Regions from separate parts of the Homo sapiens genome. Here region 1 is linked to region 2. The links are chromatin loops, found by intact Hi-C in ENCODE. Cell type or tissue: Calu3. All regions are shown on one strand. Each heading gives the region's core, and the rest is flanking DNA. Links, peaks and the distances in the headings are about the cores only. Region 1 overlaps COLGALT2 (collagen beta(1-O)galactosyltransferase 2). Region 2 has its middle 47 kb from the start of APOBEC4.

Region 1 (2,925 bases), core at 223-2,722, 290 kb after region 2:
AATTGAAGAGTCCCAAGTCATATTTTTGAGGAGTCTTGAGTTATTTTACTTAGTCGTAGTGTCAGGGCAAACAGGAGGCTATTCTGATGGTATTTTTTTTTTTCCATTTCTATTCTGGAAAACTACTGTCAGAGGGAAGGAACACCGTGTGCTCCTAACATTCCCAGGGTCTGTGTGGCTTTGTCACTTGCTCCTGGGAGAGGAGCATGCATAAATACACAGCATATAGATGTGTTGCTGTTGCCTTTACTACTCACTGCTCTTCTGCAGAGAGGGGAGCAGTGAGAGCAAACCTCAGCTAAGTGCTCACTCCTGGCCAGGCATTGACCTAGAACTCTAGCAACATCTCATTTAATCCTCACAGCAACCCTATGATGTAGTATTCTTACTATCTCCATTATACAGAGGAGGAAAATCAGGTCCAGAGAGGTGACACATCATGTCCAAAGTCTCAGAGGTAGTAAGAATTAGAGCCAGACATAAGTCAGACAGCTGGACTCATGATGTCCCATCTACCACTACTCTAAGAGGCTTATTTTGAAGCTGTCCTTTGGAGTGAAGTTTAAAACAGAAGGAAATACTTTTAAAGATAGTAGAGGGTAAATTCTAACTTTGTCTTCAAAGTGCTAGGTATATCAGTAGGCTTCACGTTATCAGTAAAACTGCTGCGACCACAGATCATTTAAGTCAGCTTAGAGTCCCCATGGGTCATGAGCCATCTTCATGCCTCAGAAATATAGTCAATGAAGCACTCATAATTTTCAATGATGTCTTAAAGAATGAATGGCACCTAATGATGATTGATTGACTGTCCTCTTTAATATTGCTCAAAACTTTCAGTCAAGTTGTTTATCTGGTCTCTGACAGATAGGTTTAAGAATCTTTGCTCTTGCTGTGAATAGAGTTATCAGTTGAAAGGATGCCTGATGCACTAGCTTTTTAAAAGCTTGCTCCAGATTTCATCTGGTGACTTTGGAAGGTAGGACACGGATACTGGGCTCTAGACTTCCAAGGTGCTCAAGCCTTCCCCAACCTCCCCAAATGGGTAAAATCCCCCAGTTATATGGTTTTTGGGATCATGTATCTCTTCTTTCTAGTACTTATCAGAGTTGTAATTCTACATTTATTTCTATGGTACTCAATAATGTATTTCTCCTCTAATGGTTTATAAGCTCCATGAGGGCAGGGATATGTCTGTCTTTGCTCATCACTGTATCCTCAAGCCCAGGACAGTGCCTGGCATCAGCACTGGGTAAAGGGTTGCTAAATGAATAACTAGATGCAAAAATGCCATCCTCACTTTTTACAAGAAAACTCTAAATATTTAAAACATGTATTTTTCACCAGTAAAAATGAAATACACAATCAGATAAAGAAGACAAAATGACTTTTGGGGTACTTCCTCTCTCTTTCATAATCCATATCTGGAAAGTTTGACTTTCATGTGGGCTCTGGAAACAGGAAGGAATCAGATGCTGTTTGGTATTAAGCTGCTGAAGGCTCCAGGGGAGCCCAGTAACTTATCTAAGAGGAAGTGGGGAATGCAATCAGTTGCTTTGAAGGCAGCACCCAGGAAATATCTGGCCAGGACAGAGGTTCAAGCAAATATAATTGTGGTAGATGGTAAATATGGCAACAGGTGAGTAATTCTTTCTGGCTTTCATTGGGGTGTGTCTTTTAAGCCAAATTAGAAATCCAGCAAGAGGATTTGGTATGCACCATTATAAACAGAGTCCAGCTCCAGCCAATGCAGGGAGAAGGCTGCAACCTCCCTTTCAGACCCAAAAAAGGACCCAATGACTCCCTGAGGAACAAGTAGACCAAAGGGCAGCTCTGAACACCCTTCCTTCCCCAGCCCCAGGTCAGGCCATGTCTAAGGCATACTTTAGTCTCTAGCTGCCACCATGTTCTTTTGGAGGTGCCATGTGAAGGAAGCCAACAATGTCCAACATTCAAAGTTCATGTCCCCAGAATTTCCTAATTTTTCAATTGCCTCTGTAAATTATTTCAGAACATGTCGCTGTTAAAATTCTTATTTTCATTCCCACATCCTGATGTTTAGAGAGGGAATTAGGCATTACCAGAGCTAGATTTGAACTCACTGACCCAAGTTTCTTCAGCAGAGGATCCAAAAGGAACCAAAACTTTCATCAGGACTGTTATGTGTATGAAGACAGAAGAGAAGCCTTTTGGTACAAGGTAGCACTCAAGACAAGGATTCAGTAAAATAAGTCACACTCATTTTCTCTTGTAATTCTTTTTTTTTTTTTTTTTTTTTTTTTTTTTTGAGACAGAGTCTTGCTCTGTCACCCAGGCTGGAGTGCAGTGGTGTGATCTCGGCTCACTGCAAACTCCAGCTCCCGGGTTCACACCATTCTCCTGCCTCAGCCTCCCAAGTAGCTGGGACTACAGGCACCCGCCACCACACTCTACTAATTTTTTGTATTTTTGGTAGAGACAGGGTTTCACCGTGTGAGCCAGAATGGTCTTGATCTCCTGACCTCGTGATCCACCCACCTCGGCCTCCCAAAGTGCTGGGATTACAGGCATGAGCCACCGCACCTGGCCTCTCCTTTAATTCTTACAACATCCTAGGAAGTAGGTATTCTCCGTATCTTATGGATGAGAAAATAGTTACAAAGCTAGTAAGTAATGGATCCACGATTCAAGCCTAATTAACCCTGCAAATTATTATTATTATTTGAGACAGAGTCTTGCTCTGTCACCCAGGCTGGAGTGCAGTGGTGTGATCTCAGCTCACTGCAACCTCCGCCTTCCAGGTTCAAGCGATTCTCCTGCCTCAGCCTCCCGAATAGCTCGGATTACTGGGGCGTGCCACCATGCCCGGCCAATTTTTGTATTTTTAGTAGAGACGGGGTTTCACCACGTTGGCCAGGCTGGTCTCAAACTCCTGACCTCAGGTAA
Region 2 (2,925 bases), core at 293-2,792:
GTTTTCCTATACTTTGATACAATGCCTAAAATAGAACAACCATGCTATGTTTGAGTGAACTTGAGAGAACCTTTAGCAGCAATACAAAACAAAAATCTTTGTCTCATCTGAAATATTTGCACCAGTGCCTTGCCTTGGAACACATAAAAATACTTTGATACAAAAAGTAAATTTCTGATCTCATTGCCAAAATTATTACACATTATTTTGAAATGCTACAACTTAAAGACAGCACTCTAATATAGTTAACACTTAACATGACATTATCCAATATAGTTTTAAGAGATGCTGCCATTTTGTTACCTCCTAATACTTGTTTCTGAAGCTTATAGGAACTACTTGAATACTTTTTTTCAATTGCTTTTCTTATAAGTCATTTTCAGTTGCTTTCCTATGGCTTACTCATCATTTGTAGACTTGGTCACGTTGTGAATGAGTTACTTCATGGTATGTTCAAAGTCATTTAAATATCTCCCTCTGTTTTGATGTATGTATTGAGTGTTTTTCAAGGCTATAAACTCCCTTAGGTTTGGCCACAGGAACAAAGTGTACAAAAATGGAGAATAGGAAGAACTATAACATCCATACTCTCATTTAGTTGAATTATAAAGATTTTAGCTGTCTTATTCATCACATATGTTGGATGCCCAGTCTTGGGTGCTGTGAGCTGTGATATCTGACAATGGTACCAATATTTCAGAGGCAGGGAAGCCTGGTCATTTAACACATTCACTGTGGGGTCAGTAGCTCAGGAGGTAATAGGGTTCACCCAGTGTGTTTCCTTCACATGTGTTGATGTAACTTACCCTGAACAATGTTTTTAAATTCATTTTTACCATTTAAATACTACTGGTCCAGACTGAGTAAGCATCCTTGAAACTATATTGTAGTCCCATCTACAGTCCTACATCAAGGCTTGTTCCAAAATTGCTCCAGGTCGTAGACTTGGACTTTAACTCCATCTTTATCTCTATGCCCACCTTACAGAGTCCTCTAAGGAATGTTCTAGAGAGCCCATCTTTCTGTATAATCAGTCTATTTAGAGTGGAGCAAGTGATGAAATTTAATGTGAAAGATTCCTTGATTTTCATATTATCCTATTGTCTGAAGATTCTGATCAATCTAATAAATATGCAGGTTAGGCCTAGTCTGGTTTTCTTTATCCAGGATCCCTTCTATCCCCAGCTAGAGCCACTAGATCACTAAATCAATCGTATGTGCAGGCTGCCTCTGATTTATTTCCCTCGCTGCTGCTGGCCTGCCCCTGCCTTTTAGCCCTGATTGGAATGTTTCAATGTTTGCTTTGTTCTAATACTCTGTCCCTTGTACTCTCTTTTAAATAACCAGCCTCTGACTGTCTTGGTTCTTGTTTACCCACCTTTTCATCAGCCCCTTCCTCATTCTTCAAGCCCAAATTCCAGCTTGAAGTCTGGGTTCTACAATCTGTTGACAGACTTCCTCGAAGCTTATGATCTGCATTCCTGACCTTCCTAGGAGTGTCTACCTCACAATTTTCTGATGTTATGTTGTGCAATGACACCTCATTTTGTTTGTTTTTGCTGTTGCTGACTGGACCATTGTATATCAGATGTGGTGTTTTGCCTGCCAGACCAAGCCTTCCCGTATTGCATGGGAGTATACTAGTGGCTGTGACCAGACTGATTTTAAGTTCTAATCCCTCTTCCCACTCCTACCCTCAACCTGCTCAGACCTGACAAAGTAATAGGGAATTGCCCACCCATTTAAGTCCCATAAAAAGCCATACTGCACCACTAGCCACTTCAATTATGATGAGTGGTTTTATGGGAAGAAAGGAATTGTAGGCTGATGATAGTAGCTTTGTTGAGTTGGTAGCACTGGATCCAGTCTCTGAGGGAAACATAATGGTTGGATTTCAACTTTGTAGTATTATTCCAGGAGCATCTGTATAGTATCATAAATATGGGATCTCACATGACGTCTTCCTGTGTCTCAGAAAAATGGACAGAAAGCAGGTTTCAATAATCTTTTTTTTTTTTTTAATTTGACTTTAAGTTCTGGGATACATGTGCAGAATGTGCAGTTTTGTTACATAGGTATACGTGTTCCATGGTGGTTTGCTGCATCTATCAACCTGTCATCTAGGTTTGTTTTTTTTTTTTGGCAGAGTCTCACTCTGTCACCCATGCTGGAGTGCAGTGGTGTGATCTCGGCTCACTGCAACCTCTGCCTCCCGGGTTCAAGTGATTCTCCTGCCTCAGCCTCCTGAGTTGCTGGGATTACAGGTGCACACCACCACACTTGGCTAATTTTTGTATTTTTAGAAGAGACGGGGTTTCACCATGTTGGTCAGACTGGTCTTGAACTCCTGACCTTGTGATCCGCCCACCTCGGCCTTCCAAAGTGCTGGGATTACAGGCTTGAGCCACCGTGCCTGGCCTGTCATCTAGGTTTTAAGCCCCACATACATTAGATATTTGTCCTAATGCTCTCCCTTTCCTTCCCCCTGAGCCCCTGACAGGCCCCGGTGTGTGATGTTCCGCTCCCTGTGTCCATGTGTTTTCATTGATCAACTCCCACTTATGAGTGAGAACATGTGGTGTTTCGTTTTCTGTTCCTATGTTAGTTTGCTGAGAATGATGGCTTCCAGCTTCATCCATGTCCCTGCAAAGGACATGAATTCATTCTTTTTTATGGCTGCAAGATTAAAGAATCTTTTGCAACAGATGGGGAAATTGAGATTTAGATTGATCAATTGTTGCCCTTGAGATCACACACAGATTTGTTGATAGGATAGATCCTAGGTTTTGGTTTTGGGGAATAACAATCCACTGTCCCAGGGACTTCCAACCATTTGATGAAAGAATGGTTTTTAGTTCTCTGAAGCCTTAAGGTAATTTAATTTCAGAGCTGGTCTGGAACTGACCTTGGAGATTGCCTGGTTAT

Evidence for each region. Peaks named below come from ENCODE experiments on the same cell type or tissue, not always from the same donor. Only the 100,000 strongest peaks of a DNase experiment are listed, where the experiment ranks them.
Region 1: a loop joins it to region 2, with 4 times the contacts of the local background. A loop is called at or near these places in 1 of 110 quality-filtered maps.

What each region holds. Positions count from the first base shown.
Region 1 is chr1:183,991,770-183,994,694 of GRCh38, forward strand. The region is part of intron 1 of COLGALT2 (collagen beta(1-O)galactosyltransferase 2); the gene reads right to left. Among named protein-coding and RNA genes, the nearest start is that of COLGALT2, 44 kb to the right of the region's middle. In Calu3, for the core only: no CTCF peak of the experiment used is centred there; a DNase peak (open chromatin) is centred at 1,562.
Region 2 is chr1:183,698,425-183,701,349 of GRCh38, forward strand. It overlaps a transcript of RGL1 not described here. Among named protein-coding and RNA genes, the nearest start is that of APOBEC4, 47 kb to the left of the region's middle. In Calu3, for the core only: no CTCF peak of the experiment used is centred there; a DNase peak (open chromatin) is centred at 1,497.